2 separate regions of the Mus musculus genome follow, and region 2 is linked to region 1. The links are chromatin contacts, found by Hi-C or POLR2A ChIA-PET in ENCODE. All regions are on one chromosome and are shown on one strand. The core of a region is the stretch at or near the end of the contact, and the rest is flanking DNA. Distances in the headings are between cores, read along the strand shown.

Region 1 (4,627 bases), core at 899-3,398:
GACCCTGGGCTGACTGGGAAAAGGTTCTTAGTTTGACCAAATCATCAGAAGCTAAGAAACATGCAGGCTTCAGCTCTGCTCTAGTCTCTGCCCTCTTTCCGCCTGGCCCAAGGCCCAGAGTAGCCAATTTGGTGTCCCAAACTGTTTGTGTGGATGGTAAGCCTGGCTGTATATTATTCATGGAACAGAGTGCAGGGGCACTGGAGGATGGGATTGGGATCCTTTACCAGAGCCCCAAGGACAGCACCTCTTCCCTTATAGATGGGGTTGAGATGTGGAAGATATCTAAAGGGTACTCAAATACTTCACGGGGTCCTCAGCCTTGAGCTTCCCGTACATCCTTCCTTAATGGTGTTTTGATTCTAGTTAGTATGTGCTTCTGAGGGAGAGCTTCCACCCCTTTCCACCCGAGCTGCCTGAGAAGACACAAGAAATGGCTTGTGAGCCAAGGAAGCATGGATAAAGGGGGAGAAACAGCCCATGACCTGATGCCTTGCGTGGGAGGAAGGGAGCCACTGGGTAGCACAGTGGGCACCCGGATACAAGCACAGCACCCATCAGTATAAAGTGAGCACCAGAAGCCTGGGCAGCATCAGGAGATGATGACCATGATGACTGTCGGAGGCTGGACATGGTGATAGAGATGGAGGCATCTTTAGTCTTGAGTGCCTCTGCTTGCCTTGCTAATGCAATAGGGACCACAGGAGAGGAGGAATATTAGAATGAGATGACAGAGGGCTAGGAGCAGGAGCAAGCTGACACTCCTGGAGGCGGCCTGCTTGCTGTGTTTCCCTGGCTGCAGGTCCTGCACCTCGGGACTTTGAGGCTTCAGGTTTTCTGGGCTCTGTGGCGTTAGCTTTCTGCTGTGTGTCCTATTTTCTCGCATGTAGAATACAGGAGGAGCTGCAGCTCTCCTTTCCTTCCTACACTCCAGGAGAATCATTCTGGAGACTCTCCTCCAGCCACTTCAGAGGATAACGCAGTTGGGAAACTAAAGAAAGATACCAAGTTCAGTCCTCAGTATGGACGCAGAGGAAAGAGCAGAAGGGATACAGGACACTGTTGTGGGATCACTTGGGGAGGGGAAAGAGTAGCAAGGGGCAGCAGCAGCTGTCTCTCTCCTCCCCCTTTCAGGGCCTAATGGGCATCTGTGTGGTACTAAGAGTTCCCAGCCTCTCCTGTCCACCTGACAGCTAGCCCTTCATCACTGTTGCTGCACTTCCTGTTCATCACTTCGCTCTGCATTCAGCAAAAGTGCAGTGAGGCGTGTGTGCCAGCGCCCTTTCTCCTGCTTACATGAGTTTTCTCTTTGTCCCCAAAGCCTGCTAGCCCAGTGGCTGGGGGACTTAGGGTCAACATCTTTTATTTATAAGGTGGCCAATTTAATCAGTCTTCCTTTGTTATCCTCTATGACTACAGGACTGGTCTCTGGTCACTTTGCAAGAAGAGATGGATGGATGTTACAAAACTCTTTCTCTTCCCCTGGGGTCTAGAGTCTGGGGCACTGCCCCCTCAGGGAGATGGAGCTTTCTTGTCTATGTGGCAGCCACAGATTCATTCGAGCACATATCCACTTTAAAGCATGCCAGATTGAGGCATGGGGACCTGCATGGTGAAGGGGCACTTAGGAGAGAGATTTTTGGAGTATCCACACAGATTAGGAGGGCAGCTTTTTAGAGGCTAAAAAAAGCGGGGGGGGGGGCTCCTTGGACTCTCCCTACCAGGGGTACCTGGGACATTTTAGTTTTCCAATCACAGGATGAATGGTCAGCTAGGGTAGAGGGGAAGCTCTCTTTCCTGTAGGCTATTTAACATGGCCTTGTCTTTGAGAATGCCATGGGAAAGGGCAGCTGAGACGTGCCCACAGAGGGGCAGGGGCACTTACCGGAGAAGCTGGGGGGTGGCATCAAGTTGGGCGCTGCATCTCTCCAGGGCTGGGGCCTGTCCCATCCGAGCTGCACCTTGGCCTCTCCACCTTCCCCGTGTGTCTGAGTCCCCACTCCCCACTGCCCGGCAGCCTGCCGCATCAGCCGGCTGGCAAGACTGCTGTTGCTGCCGCCGCTACTGCGGTCGCGCTGCCAAGACCAAAGGAGAGAAAAGAGCCAGGAAGCATTTTTTTCTTTTTTTTTTTTTTTCCCTCCTCTTCTCTCTTTTTAAACCAGAATGAGTCTGCAGCAACCCTGTTGGTGCAAAATAAATAAATAAAGCAACCAGGGAGGGCTGCAGCAAGCGCCACTACGGGATGACGAATCGAATCGGGGGAGGAACTGAAGAGGGGACCCAGGGCTGGGGCAGGGTCTGCTACGGAGACAGCCTGGGAAGCTTGAGAGAGTTTTGACATCCTGGTTCCTCCTGGGGAGCTAGAGAGCTCCCGGGACACCGCTTCCACAGCCTCTAGTCTTTTAGATGCAGGGCAATTCTGTGCAATTTCTAAATCTAAACGGGCCTGTGGGTATCATTTGTTGGAAGTTCTTAGTCTAGAATACCTTCCTTCAGTTTAGCTTGCCATTTCTCTTGTGTCAGGTATCTGAGCACCAGTCTCCCTGGTGGATTGCTTAGCTGAGGGAGAATCTTGGGCGGTGTGTGTGTGTATGTGTGTGTGCTAAAATTCTTATAAAACAGATAAATTGCTGGCTTGACACAGAAACAAAACTGCAGGGCAAGCATGTATCCTAGGCAGTCACATTCAAGTCTCCCAACACCCGACATGTGTGCCCTGCACCCTTGTACAAGCACGCAGGCACGATACACTTCCAGCCTTTGAAATCGTTTTATAAAGAATGGCACAAGTTGGGATTTATGTTTACTTGGCTAAACCCTTCCTCTGAGAGAAAAAAAAAAAAAAAAAAAAAAAAACCTCCCTCCCTCTCATCTGCTGCTTATACCTCCTAGGAGAGTCTGCAGCTTTACAAAACTGAGAGAAATTCTGAGCAAGACTATGGAGGAGAAACAGGTCCCTGTCCTGTTCCTAGTCTCTCCATCATGTGGAGTCAGCAGCACACAGGTACAGAGCAGGGGATGGCGCTGCCTTCCTTCCTCATAGCGTAGAGACTGAAGTCAAGGGCATCTTCCCGGGTGCTGGTCCTTGGGTTTTCCGGCTGGTTAGTATCCGGTCCTCTGCTTCTCTTAGGGACAGAGGACAGCTGGAGCTGGGATGAATTCTGGTGTCCTGTATGAATTAGAACCTCAGGCTTCTCAGAGCTGCAACCTCAAGGAAGAGATTGTGTGCCAGAGGGAAAGTCTACAGAATGGTGTCACTGGGGGCAGAGCCTCTGTGTGCTCCACCTGTGTGGATGTGTGTCTCTGATTAGACTGCTAACGAATCTGACACTTTTAAAGTGTGCAAAGAGGTTTCCATTCTAATTTTTCCAGTGATGTTTTTCTTCATACCCAAACCCCATAAAACAGTTATCTTGGGACCTTATCTCCACCCCACCCTCATTCTTTACACATCCAGGCATTTTAGGTCCCAGAAAACAGGCAGAGGGGGTCAACAACATTTCTTAACTAGGAAGAAGAAAGGCAGAAAAGTCTCAGGAATCTATATTCTTATTATATACAGGTCCTTCTGGGGGCTTGCCACCAGTCTCTGAGCTAGATCCATGTCCCCCCAGGAGGACCCATGGGGAAATACAATGAGGTATTGAAAGGACTGTTATTAGCTTTCAAGCCTAGATTTGAGTTCTCCTTATCCCAGGTACCTGGATTTATCCCTGCTGATTGTCAGTCTGTTTTTTATTTGACTTGGTCATCCTATCTCTATCCCATCTACCCCACAGCTTCCAGAAGCCAGGGTGGAACTTATGGGAAATCAAACATAACAAGCCTTTTCTCCATCACTTGCTGCTGTTGTCCTACAAGGCAAGCCTAGGGGCAGAAAATCAGTCTTAGGATTTGCTTACTCCTAGGGATACCACCCTTCATAGAGTGCAGAAAGGGAAAGGCTGGGTGAAGGGAGTCCAGGGAGACGGGTCAGAGGGCTGAAGGAAATAGAAAGTTGTCCTTCCTCCAGATCACTTTGACAGCCCCTCAGGGGATTCAACATCAGTGCTGAAGAGTTCCTTATAGAGTGGAGGGAAGGCGGCTTGGACCACGATGGGGTGGAGGTGCTGGAAGATCTGCAGCTTTTCCACATGTTGGCTGCACAGGCTCCGGAGTTTTCCTTTGGGTGGCAGCTGAGGATAGGTTAGGAGGGAATGAGTACTTCGGTGCTTAGCAGAGCAAACACATCTCACTGTTACTGAGCTAGGATGACCCTTCTTGATGCCTCCCCGACCCTTGACCCAACTTGAGCAGCCAATCCCATTTGTTAGATGTATGCATATCTGGAAACCTCAGGCTAAGTTAGAACTGACACGAGACAGGTGAGCTTTTCCTAGGTTCAATTTTGATGGTCATTTCTGTACCTTCAGGACTGTGCTTGGAGCAAGGACATGCTTGAATGATGGCATCAATGGCTCTGCCTACCCCAGAATGAATTGTGTTTGCTCCCATGGCCCTTTGCCTTGGTTCATGTTGTTTCTTCATCTGGAGGGTGAGGCTCTGCTAACTCTTATTTTGCTAATTCAAGTGTTATCTCCTCTGAGAATATCATCCCCATCCCTTGCTGGGCAAAAGTCCTGTTGGC
Region 2 (5,128 bases), core at 1,563-4,062, 37 kb before region 1:
CTTCCTCCTCCTTCTTCTTTTTAAATTGTTTATTTAGTTTATGTATATGAGTACACTGCAGTTATCTTCAGACACACTAGAAGAGGGTCGGATCCCATTACAGATGGTTGTGAGCCACCATGTAGTTACTGGGATTTGAACTCAGGACCTCGGGAAGAGCAGTCAGTGCTCTTAACCACTGAGCCACCTCTCCAGTCCCTGGCTTCTTCTTTTTTTATTAGATATTTTCTTTATTTACATTTCAAATGTTATCCCCTTTCCTAGTTTCCCCTCTAAAAAATCCCCTATTCCCTCCTCCCTCCCCCTGCTTCACAACCCACCCACTCCCACTTCCTGGCCCTGGCATTCCCCTACATTGGGGCGCAGAACCTTTACAGGACCAAGGGCCTCTCCTCCCATTGATGACCAACTAGGCCATCCTCTGCTATATATGCAGCTAGAGACATGAGTCTCACCATGTGATTTCTTTGATTAGTGGTTTAGTCCCAGGGAGCTCTGGGAGTACTGGTTAGTTCATATTGTTGTTCCTCCTATGGAGCTGCAAAGACCATAACTTCTTTTTAAAAAATCTTTTAATTTTTTTTTTTCATTTGAGACATGTATCTGACCCAAAATTAACCTCAACCTCCAATTCTTGTCCTGTCTCAGCCTCCAGAGTGCTGGGATAATAGATGTGCACTACTAAAGATCATTTTAAGAGTCATATCTAGTCACTCTTTCATGTAAAAGACCGCTCAATCACTTCCCCTTTACGCAAAAGAAAAAGCCCATAGATTGGTGTAGGTTGTAATGTACTATAGCTATACTTACTGCCCCATTCACCTACAGTAGCTGCCTTCCTGTTGATAACAACAGACACACCTTTAGCATTTGAAGGGGCTGTTGCTTTTGACTAGGATAGTCCTTATCCTTAGACATTAGCTTCGTTAACAGTCTATTTATTAGTATTGTTGTTGTTATTGAGATAGGGTGTTTCTGTGTAGCCTTGGCTATCCTGCAGTTCACTATGTAAACCAGAAAGCCCCCTGTCTACACCTGACTGGCTGACAATCTTAACTCCCTTTGTCTTTGATTGATCATCTTTTCAGTGAGGCCTACATGGATCACCTGTACCAAAACCCTGCTGCATACCCCACACTTCTAATCCTTTTAGGGTTTTTGAGATAGGGTCTCAGAGTGTAGCTCTGGTTGGCCTGGAACTCATTATATAGACTAGGCTATCCTCAAAAGATCTACCTGCTTCTGCTTCCCAAGTGCTAAGATTAAAGGTGTGCCATCACACCTGGCTTGGCTCTTTTTTGTTTCCCCTTTAGCAGTTCTCTTCTGACATGCTTATTTCCTATATACTTACAAATATCTGGCTCTCTCACTTTAAATAGAGCAGAGATCTATAGTTCACACAGTGGTGCCTGGCTCATAGCAGGCCCTCCATAAATATTTAAATTGACGGTTAATAAATTTTAAGAGGCCTCAAACTGTTGGTTCTAGAACAAATTTTTCTCTCAATGCTAAATTTTATCAGTGTCTTAGGTTTTCTATTTCTGTGATAAAACACCATAAACAAAAACAACTTAGGGGGAAAAAGGTTTATATCATCTTAAAACTCTCAGGTTATACGCTTATCACTGAGGGAAGTCATGGCAGGAAATTGAGACTGGAACTGAAGGAGGGGCCATGGAGGAATATTGTTTATTACTTTGCCCTGCATGGCTTGTGCACCCTCAGGACCACCAGCTCAGGGGTGCATTACACACAGTGAGCTGAAACCTTCCACATGAATCACTCACTGCTTAAAATCCCCAGAGGCGTGTCCACAGGGAATTCTCAGTCCATGTTACCACTTCTTAGGTGACTCCAGCTTGTCTCAAGTTGAAATAAAATCAACCAGCACAATTGTTACCATATTCTTATGTGTGTATGTGTTAACTTATTATAGAATCTTTCTAGTTTCTGTTGAAAATTTTAAGATCTAGCAGAACTGATTCTGTGTCTGGCACAGCAACTTATTGCTGAGTTATGTTGGAGTGAGCTTTTTCCTGTTTTAATATATTGATTCTGTAACTACTAATTTCCACTGGTTGGGCCTGTTTGTGTGCTTGAAACAGGGTTTTGATATGTGGCCCTGTTCAGCCACAATCATGCTTCTGCAAACCAGGCTGGCTCCAGATGTTGAGCAATTCTGTCATCTCTGTCTCTTGACTGCTAGGATTAAGGATGTGTATAGCCTTAGAGTTTCCTAGAGGTGTTTAATTTGGGATTTCTACTCTATAAAGACAACCGAGAAAGTTCTGCACTTTGTAGTACTTATGTGCTATGGGGAGGGATGACTGCAAAAATAAAGAACTGCAAAAATAATTGCTAATCAGGTCAGTGTTGGAGCAGGGCCTTCGAAGCTTACTGTGACATTAGACACCAACTCTGTAGTTGCTGGACTTAGAAGTGTTCCAGAGGGAAGGCCAAGGTGGTAGGTACAAGAAGAGCTCCAGCAAGGCTGCTAGCCAACCAGTATATAAGATTTTTTTTTGTTTGTTTTTGTTTTTTTGGTGTTTTTGAGACAGGGTTTCTCGGTATAGCCCTGGCTGTCCTGGAACTCACTTTGTAGACAGACCAGGCTGGCCTCGAACTCAGAAATCTGCCTGCCTCTGCCTCCCGAGTGCTGGGATTAAAGGTGTGTGACACCACACCCGACTCAGTATATAACTTTTAAAGCATTTTAATTATTGCTATAGTTGTAAAGTATATACTAGTTGAATATGAACCTTGGTTAGTGGGAACTGCAGTGACATAAGCAAGTGACCTCATGTCTATGTCATAATGCCTGCCAGGTCACAATGGACAGGGTGGCTTGAACCTCTGCGACTTATCCGCTGAACCTCACTTTGCCGCAGGGAGGCACTGAACAGAGAAACTGCCTTGTAACAGGTCCCGCCCCTCTCTCTACTCCCTTTCTTATATCAAGAGGGGAAAAACACGGAACTATCTCTATCCATTCTGGTCACCATTCGCCTATTACCTCTACTGTTACAAATACCGGATCACCCTCCGGGAGAAGATGCTGCCTTGTTGTTACAAAAGGTACTTGTTTTCAACTTTAATTACATAAAGTATAAGGGAAATAAAACAACTTGAAAGAACTTGTTAAGTGGCAGGATAGAAGCCTAGCATGGATTTGTATAATTTTTCTATTTGGTTGGCCTGCAACCAATTCATAGGTAATATAGGAAACAGTGTTGGAAGACTGGTCCTGGGTAGCTGAAGTCAGGAAGCTACCTTTATAGTTCACATCTTCATCCCAGGCACTGAGATACACTAATTTGGGTCTTTCTTTTCCAACAAGCATCACTTACAAGGAACAGGAGGACCTGACTCTCCGGCCCCATTGCTGCCTCCCGTGCTCCTGCCTCCCGTGCTCCTGCCTCCAGTGCTCCTGAGTCCCTAGGAGGCCTCCAGGTGGGTAGGAGCACTGCACAGGAAAAAGACCACAGCCAGCTTAAAGAACTCTATTCAGTAAGTAAACTATGAACTGGTGATGTCACAGGGCAGCTCTGTGGTTTCTGAGAGAACATTAGCCAGTTGATAACCATAAAAATCAGAGTAGGTAGGACCCTGAGCTCATGTGTAAAATCTACTTGCTTTCTAGATGGATTCTGACCCAGAGATCTAAGTTATATAGCTGGTAGCCAACAGCAGGATAGGAAAAGTAGGTATAGCAGATTATCGTGGGACTTTAGGACATAAAGTACTTTAGAGACCTGACTGGTGGTAATTGGCCTGTAATCTCAGCTTCTTGAAAGGGCTGCCTAGACTACAGAGTGAGCAAAAGGCTAGCCTCAGCAAGTTAGCAAGACCTTATTCCCCAACTCTATGAAATAAAGCTGAGGAAATAGTATGAGCAAGATGACACCCTGAGCTTCCCAGTACTGGTCAGTACTCACAGGTATTTGACAGCGAGTAGAACTCAGTATGGGATGGCTATTCCTAGGACTAAGGAACATTGTTATATCTCTTAAGATTCTGACTTCCTAGCCTCCTTCATCTGCCTCTCCTTGATTCTAAAAAGGCACTTCAGTTTGCCTTAGGTGTGATTTTAGGACAAAATGAGCACAGATTATTACTTCAATTTTATTTCTTTTTTTTTTTTTTTTTTTTTTTTTTGGTTTTTCTAGACAGGGTTTCTCTGTGTAGACCTGGCTGTCCTGGAACTCAATTTGTAGATCAGGCTGGCCTCGAACTCAGAATCTGCCTGCCTCTGCCTCCCGAGTGCTGGGATTAAAGGCATGCGCCACCACGACCAGCTAATTTTATTTCTTTTCCAGGCTGGGAACCTGACAGTGCTATCAACTGACCCCCTGCTTCACCAAGATCCAGTTCAGTTAGACTTCCACTTTCGTCTTACCCCCCATTCCTCTGCTCATTGGCACGGCCTTCTGTGTGATCACCGACTCTTCCTGGATATCCCATATCAGGCCTTGGATCAAGGCAACCGAGAAAGGTGAGGACCTGGATGGGCATGGGGAAGAGTTGGGATATTTCACCCTTTATCATGTCACAATGACTCAGGGGGTGGATCAGACACACAAAACACACTAGTAGCACACAGACAAGAGCTTGCAGTTCAAGGAATAATTTTAAGTTGAGGGTCAGTTGCTGGACTTAGACTCAGGAACACCAAAGTAAGGATTCAAAAAAGTTGAATACTTTCTAGCTCTTAAGCAGTCCTTTCCTCCACGAACCTTCTGTGACACTCACATCAATCAGGTGGAATCCCTTGCTTCAGAGAAAAGCTCCCAAACTCCTTTAGCAACTTTTTATTTTCCAGTTTCAGTAGGTAGAGAGCAAACACTTGCCAGTATTTCTCCTCTTCTGTCTGTCTGGATTTTGAGTTAAGTATTAACTTTTTCTCTGGCCTCTAGCTTGACAGCAACACTGGAGTATGTGGAGGAGAAAACCAATGTGGACTCTGTGTTTGTGAACTTCCAAATCGATCGGAAGGACAGAGGTGTGTCCCTCTTCCCTCTGGCACTTCAGTACCCTGTCCCCACTTCTGTTGCAAAGGAAGTTAAGGCACACAACATTATATTCAGTACCATTACAATTGGATGAATAAGAAGCATGGAAGAAATTACAG

Evidence for each region. Hi-C counts contacts between places; a loop is a spot of excess contacts on that map. ChIA-PET counts read pairs that join two places held with the same protein, here RNA polymerase II (POLR2A).
Region 2: a loop to region 1 is called in a map of left cerebral cortex, with 14 times the contacts of the local background. The contact joins the promoter of Oaz3 here to the promoter of Lingo4 in region 1. A Hi-C loop is called at or near these places in 2 of 37 maps with a recorded cell type or tissue (gastrocnemius and left cerebral cortex). POLR2A ChIA-PET finds 5 or more read pairs at or near these places in 1 of 5 experiments (Patski).

What each region holds. Positions count from the first base shown.
Region 1 is chr3:94,396,740-94,401,366 of GRCm38, reverse strand. Lingo4 (leucine rich repeat and Ig domain containing 4) reads right to left here and starts at 2,148. Exons shown (of 2, transcript NM_177250.2): 1 at 1,886-2,148. The coding sequence starts at 1,950. Rorc (RAR-related orphan receptor gamma) reads right to left here. Exons shown (of 11, transcript NM_011281.3): 11 at 3,091-4,175. The coding sequence ends at 4,014.
Region 2 is chr3:94,434,335-94,439,462 of GRCm38, reverse strand. Oaz3 (ornithine decarboxylase antizyme 3) reads left to right here and starts at 2,812. Exons shown (of 5, transcript NM_016901.3): 1 at 2,812-3,075; 2 at 3,338-3,507; 3 at 4,317-4,492; 4 at 4,914-4,999. The coding sequence starts at 2,909. It also overlaps a transcript of Tdrkh not described here.